3 separate regions of the Homo sapiens genome follow, and all the other regions are linked to region 1. Evidence: chromatin contacts called from ENCODE Hi-C or POLR2A ChIA-PET data. All regions are on one chromosome and are shown on one strand. Each heading gives the region's core, a stretch centred on a gene start or an enhancer-like site at or near the end of the contact. The rest is flanking DNA. Distances are from core to core; before and after follow the strand shown. Region 1 holds the start of HYCC2 (hyccin PI4KA lipid kinase complex subunit 2). Region 2 holds the start of C2orf69 (chromosome 2 open reading frame 69). Region 3 holds the start of TYW5 (tRNA-yW synthesizing protein 5).

Region 1 (2,647 bases), core at 46-2,545:
GGCACGGTGGCTCACGCCTGTAATCCCAGCACTTTGGGAGGCCGAGGCGGGCGGATCATCTGACGTCCGGAGTTCGAGACCAGCCTGACCAACATGGAGAAACCCCGTATCTACTAAAAATACAAAATTAGTCGGGCGTGGTGGCGCATGCCTGTAATCCCAGCTACTCCGGAGGCTGGGGCAGGAGAATGGCTTGAACCCGGGAGGCGAAGGTTGCTGTGAGCCGAGATCGCGCCATTGCACTCCAGCCTGGGCAACAACAGCGAAACTCCGTCTCAAAAAAAAAAAAAGTTTATTTTTTTCCCCATATTCAGACCACCACCTTATTTGCACAGTCCCTAACTTCCACAATATCCTGGGGGGAGGAAGGGATCTACCAACTAATTTTCTAGTCATTTTCCAACTTACACTGAGCTCCTACTGTACATTTTTAAAGGATTCCCCACTTTTCTGAAGATCTTTAAAAAATGTTGTCAGCCTTGACCCTCAAATAAATTCACGAACTACAAAACATGAACCTGGCCACATTCATCGCAAACTAGTATCTGTCAAGTCCATAATTGGGATAAGCTCTTCGTGACTACTCTATCCTCCATGCTACCACCCTTCGCCTAGAGAACCTGCCAATGTAAATGGCACTCAAGCCAATGAAAAAAGTGTTCTAACACATTAATAGGTTGCAAGACCTCCTCTCCCAGGAGGGACAACCTAGTTGTTTGGGTAAATAACAGCCAAAGATTACATAATGTACAGCAATAATGAGTGTTCAGAATCTGACCGCCAGTAAATATTTTTCTTCTCCGCTCCCCCTCACCACCCCCAGGAAATGGCCCTAAGAAGCAATCACTGGGATTTCTCTTAACTGTCTTCAATGCCGTGTCCTTTTCTCGCCTGGGGCTTTGTGCAAAGAATCCCTTCAGCCCTCACGACACCGCCTTGCTCCCGCCTCTCCTCCCTCTCTGCTGGCGCCACCGCAGCCCCCACGCCCTAGGTGGGCCCCCACGTCGCCCCACAAGGCTCGGCTTCCACCCGCCTCGGCTGCCGCCTTCTCCTCCTCACGACCCTCCCAAGATGCTACCTGGTTTACGAGAGGTTCCGGGACCACCAACACACCGGCTACCGCCTTTCCAGACCACCCTCGCCAGCTCCCGTCTGTAGTTTCCGCGGCCGAAGGAGAAGAAAACCCCTCTTCATCTAGCACTTTGCCTCCCCCAAAGACAGCACCGCCGCCTACCTGTCACCCTGCTGTCTCCGGCTTCCTACCGCCGCCGCCTCCCGCAGCAGCCTGCCAACTGCAGCGCAACAACCAACCCTCTCATTGGGTGAGAACACGCTCTCAACAACAGCCTCCCTTATTGGCTGCAGTATGCCGGCAGCCCCGCCCTGTGTGCGGTGTCTAAGGATTCCGTCCCCAAGCAAGGACAACATATTATCTTCCCCGCCCTTCTCTTTTCTACAGTATCTGTTACCTCAGTCAGATTGAGGATGCACATATACTGGGAAAATAATCGACTTCCAGCGTCCCTCATGTAGTCTCTACCTGATTCAGGAATCTCTAACCCAGTATCGGAACGTTAAGCGGCTTCTCCGCTTTCCTGCCGTGAGAAACTCGAGGTGACAACCTCCGTTTCCGGTTGGCTCCGGTTGCAGAGTTGAGTGTCCTGAGAGGTCAGATTGCTGTCAGGTAAATTAGGGAGTTGGTGGGAGGCCCGTTGATTAGGATTAAGAGCTAGACTCTATTCTGGGGAGTGCAGAAAAGGAGAGACTAAATGGAGAAGGATGGGAGGCTGGGAGGGAGATCAAAGAACTAGCAGGCGAGAACTAATGAAGTCCTAGTTTAGAGTTGGGGTAGGAAGAGGTGGTTGGAGGATTCAGTGATCATTACTGTAGTTGTTAAATCCAGGTGCTTGTTCCCGCTTCTGCCACACGCAAAATTGTCTTTGTTTGCCTTTGGATCGCAAAGGCAGAAGAACAGCATCACTAAAAGTAATAACAGTTCATTTGTTTTTTATGTTCTAATATTCATATAATCACAGTTTTTAATACGAGGAAGTTAAGATATATACTTGATAGTCTTCGGTAAACTAAAATTGCATGTAGTGGAAGTAGCATTATCTTCTTATTTCTTTCTTAGGGAAAGGATACCAGCACATTTTCTTAGAGCCAGCTTCCTTTAGTGGAGGTTGATCTTCATGAGACTTTTAGATTCACTTCAGACATAGATAGCTTTTAAAATTTTTGGTTGCATGTTTTTTCTTTATTTAACTAATTTCCTTACTGTTATTATTTGAGCTGCTCTGAAACGGAAATAACCACCATTTTTCAGTCCTCAGCACAATTTAAGTCAATTTTTCTATTTTTATTTTTTATTGTCAAGTATATATACAGAAGGGTGTATAAAACATACATTTTAAAAAATTATAACTAACAGAAGCAGACACTCCTGTATCCACCTCTTAGATTAGAAAATAAAGCATTGCCAATAACTTAGAACATGCAGTCTTAACAGGGGTGATTTTACATTTCAAGGGGTTGAAAATTGGTGGGGCCGGGGTCGGAATCTTAGTTACTACAATGATTTGTGTCCCTCCAAAGGGCCACAGTATATAAACAGTTATACAGTATATATGTAGTGTTAAATTTTCAT
Region 2 (2,647 bases), core at 110-2,609, 1.2 Mb before region 1:
ATTTTTGATTGATAACAATATTTTGATGTCAGATGGAATGCAACAATTTAGACCAGAGTAGGTTAGCATACTAAGTCACCAAGTCTATACATATATATAAATCATATTTTATCATTTGCTCATTTATGTTCCTACTCCAAGCCATTTGTTATTATTTGCATATGTAGACCAAAGAAAACAGTATGTGTGCTTAAATACACATATATAAACTCCGAACAATTATATATAAAGTGCTTAGATTTCTGGCCTATAGTAAACCCTCAACAAATGTTGGCTGTAGTTTTTTGTAATTTTCATTAATTATTCTCTTTACAGTGCTTTGTCTCACAAGTACTTGGATCTCATCCTCGCTCGCACACATTTCCCTGTTTTGTTTGTTTTTGGTTTATTTTTTGAGACAGGGTCTGCTTCTGTTGCCCAGGCTGGAGTGCAGTGGTGGGATCACAACTCATTGCAGCATACAACTCCTGGGCTCAAGCGATCCAATCTCCCATCTCAGCCCTCCCAGTAGCTTGGACTATAGGCATGCACCACCACGCCCGGCTAATTAAAAAAAAAAATTTAGTAGAGACAAGGCCTCCCTATGTTGCCCAGGCTGGTTTCAAACTGCTGGACTCAAGTGATCCTCCGCCTCGGCCTCCCACAGTGCTGGGAGTACAGGCCTGAGCATACATTTCGCCAAATCTTATTCCTACTCAACTGGCCACAGATAGTTGCTGGACACACATGACTTTCCTACACTGTTTAGTTTTTGAAAACCTCCAAATAGCAAAACACCAAGTAAAGCGTACTGCCTCGCCCCGTTTTTTTCCTGTCCTAGATCATGTACCCTGTTCCCAAACAGAGATGAATTAGCTTCATATCTAACCACAAATTCTCCATGAGCACAGAGATCTTCGTATATCTATAATAATTGTACTCAGGAAACTCAAGGTATGAGGAGAGAGATTCCCTTCCTTCGGGGCTTGTAGGAGACTTCCCACGGAATCTTCTTTGGGAATGTCTCCCTTTTAAGCCCTGAAAGACCAGATAAATCTCAGGTGAACCTAGAGAAACAGGGAGCTTCGTATACTCAAAAGTCTATACATTACGTATTATTGAACGGCGACCTGCGGCCGCCCCTGCTGCTGCGCATGCTCCATAACTGCCGCTTGCTATAGCTGGGAGTACTGTATTATCTCTTTGCTCTTCGCCGGCTCTTCCCCAGACTTCTGTTCGAACTTCCCGGCCGCGGCAGAACCCACCAATCACAAACGCCCTTCCTCAAGCCACGCCCACCGTCTTCTCCGGGATCCCAAGACCGATTTCGCCCACACCCCTCCCTTCCTTTCCTTACGCACGCTGCGCGCGGACGTCGGCCTCTGACGTCGTCGCCTCAGCGCCGGCTCCCGGCCGGGCCGCGGCCGCCGACCGTTGAGCCGCCGGCTGAGCCGCCTGCTGAAGTCCCTCCCTCAGGAACCCCTCCGCCACCCTCCACCTCCGAACCGCTCTCGCGGCGGCGACCCATGTGGGGGTTCAGGCTCCTGCGGTCGCCGCCGTTGCTGCTCCTGCTGCCGCAGCTCGGAATCGGAAACGCCTCGTCCTGCTCTCAGGCCAGAACCATGAACCCGGGCGGCAGCGGCGGCGCGCGATGCTCCCTCTCGGCCGAGGTGCGCCGCCGTCAGTGCCTGCAGCTTTCCACCGTGCCTGGAGCCGATCCGCAGCGCAGCAACGAATTGCTCCTGTTGGCGGCGGCCGGGGAGGGACTGGAGCGGCAGGACCTCCCCGGGGACCCAGCGAAGGAGGAGCCGCAGCCGCCGCCCCAGCATCACGTCCTCTATTTCCCTGGGGATGTGCAGGTAACTCGGGGCCTGCCTGGGTATCTGTTCCTTCCTCTCGTGTATACGTACGCGGTCACTGATTCTTCCCTCGTGGCTGCTGCCTGGTTCCTTTCCTTGCCTGAACACACCCACACATTCACTGAGGGTGGCTCTTCCTCTACTCCACGAAATCCAAAACCGTGCCTTCCACGCCCTTGGCGCCCTTTGTCCATAGAACCCCATGGGGAAGGTGTCCGACGAGGGCTACGATCTCGAAAGAGCCAGCTGTCGGTCCAGGTTTCCAAGAGGCGGAATTTGAGACAGGGAGTGACACGCATCTTGTATATTTATTCTATAATTTGGTTTCTCAGAGGACCGTGTGTGTGTGTTGGGCAGGGGACAGAGCGATGGCTTTCAAATTAAGTTAGCACGTAGTGTTTAGAAAACGGTGGCAGTAATTAAAAACCAAACAAACATTACAAAGGTATGACATCCAGTAACCCTAAAAAAGAGTGGGGATGGGTGGAAGAAAAGGGACAATAATTATTAAGCATGTCAATGTTTTGATGCTCACCTCTTTTGTACTTTTGCTTTTGCATGTTATGTTTATTATTTTATAGCTGCAGGTAAATATCCGTGGTTATGTTGCCCTGAAAACTGGGTCTTAATCTAACGTTGCATTATCTAATATGGTAGCCATTAGCCATATATGGCTATCTGAATTAATTAAAATTAAATAAAACTAAAAATCCAGTTATTCATATTAGCTGCATTTCAAGTGCTCAGTAGCTACAGATGGCTTGCGTGTGCTGTATTGGACAGCACAGATATATAGCATTATCATAGAA
Region 3 (2,647 bases), core at 90-2,589, 1.1 Mb before region 1:
GAGCAGTGGCAGGATCATGGATCACTGCAGCCTCGACCTCCCGGGCTCAAGCAGATCCTCCGACCTCAGCCTCCAGAGTAGCTGGGAATACAGGCGTGCGCCACCACGCCCGGCTAATTTTTGTATTTTTTGTACAGACGGGGATTCACCATATTGGCCAGGCTGGTCTTGAACTCCTGACCTCAAGTGATCCACCGACCTGGGCCTCCCAAAATGTTAGGATTACTGGCATGAACCACGGCGCCCAGCCCATCCGACTTTTGTAACACTCAGAATTGTAGTTTTGTTTGTTTGTTTGAGACCGAGTTTAGCTCTTGTTGCCCAGGCTGGAGTGCAGTGGCGCGATCTCGGCTCACTGCAACCTCCGCCTCCCGGGTTCAAGCGATTCTCCTGCCTCAGCCTCCCGAGTAGCTGGGATTACAGGTATGGGCCACCACCATGCCCGGCTAATTTTGTATTTTTAGTAGAGATGGGATTTCTACTGGCTGGTCTTGAACTCCTGACCTCCGGTGATCCGTCCGCCTCGGCCTCGCAAAGTGCTGGGATTACAGGCGTGAGCCACCGCGCCCGGCCCCAGAACTGTAATTCTATGACCACCCTTATAAATGTAAATATCAGGTAAGAAAATTGCTGGGTATTTTTCCTACCATAAACTGACTTACTGTAATCCTGTGGATTTTTCCTTTTAATACCTTGTTTTTCTTAGGTCTGGACTCCCTTGAAAAGCACTGCAAGTAAAAGCACTTTTTGTTTCCCTAATATTTCTCTATGAGTTTTCTTTTAAAGACCTAAGGTTCTAACTACAGGTATAAAAGACTCCAATGTCGGAACTAGAACCTAAGTAAGTTAGAATTCAAGACGAGTAGGAGTTTTCCGGGGGAATCCCATTGCTTTCCTTTTTGGCTCAGTGGAGTGAAAAGTTGTGCCTTCAAATCCATTAATTCGGAGCAGACTGACAGATGCGGAGTAAAGAGTTTAGGCAAAATACCTCTCGCACTCAGCTCTCCGCCATCATCTTGCTCCCCAGAAACATGGGACTTTCTCCGGAAATTTCAATAGAGGAGCCAGTCGGCGTCCCCCGTGCACCTTTCCCTTGGTCTAAGGGCCAACCAGTGATCTGCTGCCGTCCTGCGCCTCTTTCCCACACCCTGGGTCTCTAAAAACCAGTTCCCAGCTGTCCGAAAGGTAAAGACGTGTCTCTCGCTGGTTTCTCGAGGTTCTGCCCCGCGCGAGGGCCTCACCTGTGGGTAGAGGTGCTGCATGAACTGCTCCCGAGAAACGCCCTCCAGCCGGGGTACCGGGAGGTGCTGCCCGGCCATGGTTGCTCACGCCTGCCCTCTTCCAGGTCTTCGGAACTTCGGCTCTAAAGCGTTCCTCAGCGCCATCCGCCCGGAAACACGAGCGACAGAGAAAAGGTCCGCGAGGCCGGCAGACTCCAGAGTGGCTGGGTCCGAGCGCGGGGCGGGTTGCCGAAGGGCCTCGGCCTGGGCTGCGTGCTGGAGAGCGGGGACGGGGCCGACTCACCAGAGGCTGCAGCAACAGGTCCACTTTGCTCTCCAGTCTCTTTCTCCGACACCGCTGAGGCGGTTTCCCACCGACTTCCTTTCCATACAGCACCGGCAGGCACCGGTGTGAAGGGTCATAAAAATGGCGCTGGCCGCTCGTTTGCTACCCCAGTTCCTGCACTCTCGGTCGCTGCCCTGCGGGGCCGTCCGACTCCGGACTCCTGCTGTGGCCGAGGTGAGGCTGCCGTCGGCCACACTTTGCTACTTCTGCCGCTGTCGCCTCGGCTTGGGAGCGGCGTTATTTCCACGAAGCGCTAGGGCCTTGGCAGCCTCGGCGCTACCTGCCCAGGGCTCCCGGTGGCCAGTGCTCAGCAGCCCGGGACTCCCCGCAGCCTTCGCTTCTTTCCCTGCCTGCCCTCAGCGCAGCTACAGCACGGAGGAGAAGCCCCAGCAGCACCAGAAAACCAAGATGATCGTCCTGGGATTCTCCAACCCCATCAACTGGGTTAGGACTCGAATTAAGGCCTTCCTTATCTGGGCCTATTTCGACAAAGAGTTCAGCATCACAGAGTTCTCCGAGGGAGCGAAGCAGGTTTGTTTATTTCCCTGATTGACCTATCCGTCTCTAATGAGTTCAACTATTGCTCGCAGAAGTGCTTAGCAGTGAGTTTTCTTCACTGGGATACAAGTGATCAAACGTGATTAGTGGCCCAGACATAGAGCCTTCCAGCCATTGCTTGACTTAAAGTAAGCTTCTGGGCCGGGAATGGTGGTACACGCCTGTAGTCTCAGCTACTTGGGAGGCTGAAGGGGAGGATCGCTTGAACCCAGGAGTTGGACGTTGTAGTGAGCTGTGATCGTGCCATTGCACTCCAGCCTGGGATACAGAGCCAGGCCCTGTCTCAGAAAGAAAAAGCTATATGGCTCATCTTGTCTGAACATAATTTTCAAATTTACAAAGTGGGCAAGACAATGCCTGGCACATAGTAGGCACTCCATGAATGTTTGCTGAATACATTAATAAATGGGTAAGATTGAAGAATAATTGAGATAACATTTCCAAAGTGCTGTAATGTCACCTTGGGTAGAAGAGCAGAACTTCCTGCCAGCTATTAGACAGAGCCGACCAATACACCACCCCA

What was found. Hi-C counts contacts between places; a loop is a spot of excess contacts on that map. ChIA-PET counts read pairs that join two places held with the same protein, here RNA polymerase II (POLR2A). Pooled maps may share reads with other maps.
Region 2: a loop to region 1 is called in a map of CD8-positive, alpha-beta T cell, with 12 times the contacts of the local background. The contact joins the promoter of C2orf69 here to the promoter of HYCC2 in region 1. A Hi-C loop is called at or near these places in 2 of 168 maps with a recorded cell type or tissue (CD8-positive, alpha-beta T cell and naive thymus-derived CD4-positive, alpha-beta T cell) and 6 of 50 pooled maps.
Region 3: a loop to region 1 is called in a map of naive thymus-derived CD4-positive, alpha-beta T cell, with 17 times the contacts of the local background. The contact joins the promoter of TYW5 here to the promoter of HYCC2 in region 1. A Hi-C loop is called at or near these places in 1 of 168 maps with a recorded cell type or tissue (naive thymus-derived CD4-positive, alpha-beta T cell) and 6 of 50 pooled maps. POLR2A ChIA-PET finds 5 or more read pairs at or near these places in 1 of 52 experiments (T-cell).

What each region holds. Positions count from the first base shown.
Region 1 is chr2:201,070,376-201,073,022 of GRCh38, forward strand. HYCC2 (hyccin PI4KA lipid kinase complex subunit 2) reads right to left here and starts at 1,296. Exons shown (of 13, transcript NM_001321623.1): 1 at 1,235-1,296. NDUFB3 (NADH:ubiquinone oxidoreductase subunit B3) reads left to right here and starts at 1,626. Exons shown (of 3, transcript NM_002491.3): 1 at 1,626-1,684. RefSeq lists enhancers at 769-908, 899-1,524, 1,009-1,278, 1,299-1,388, 1,525-2,148.
Region 2 is chr2:199,909,934-199,912,580 of GRCh38, forward strand. C2orf69 (chromosome 2 open reading frame 69) reads left to right here and starts at 1,360. Exons shown (of 2, transcript NM_153689.6): 1 at 1,360-1,838. The coding sequence starts at 1,506. LOC101927687 (a long non-coding RNA gene) reads right to left here and starts at 1,213. Exons shown (of 4, transcript XR_923766.4): 1 at 1,092-1,213. RefSeq lists an enhancer at 1,492-1,681.
Region 3 is chr2:199,954,152-199,956,798 of GRCh38, forward strand. It overlaps TYW5 (tRNA-yW synthesizing protein 5), which reads right to left and starts at 1,340. Exons shown (of 8, transcript NM_001039693.3): 1 at 1,242-1,340. The coding sequence starts at 1,319. MAIP1 (matrix AAA peptidase interacting protein 1) reads left to right here and starts at 1,431. Exons shown (of 5, transcript NM_001394955.1): 1 at 1,431-2,097. The coding sequence starts at 1,648. RefSeq lists enhancers at 984-2,183, 1,294-1,413, 1,584-1,743, 1,764-1,863.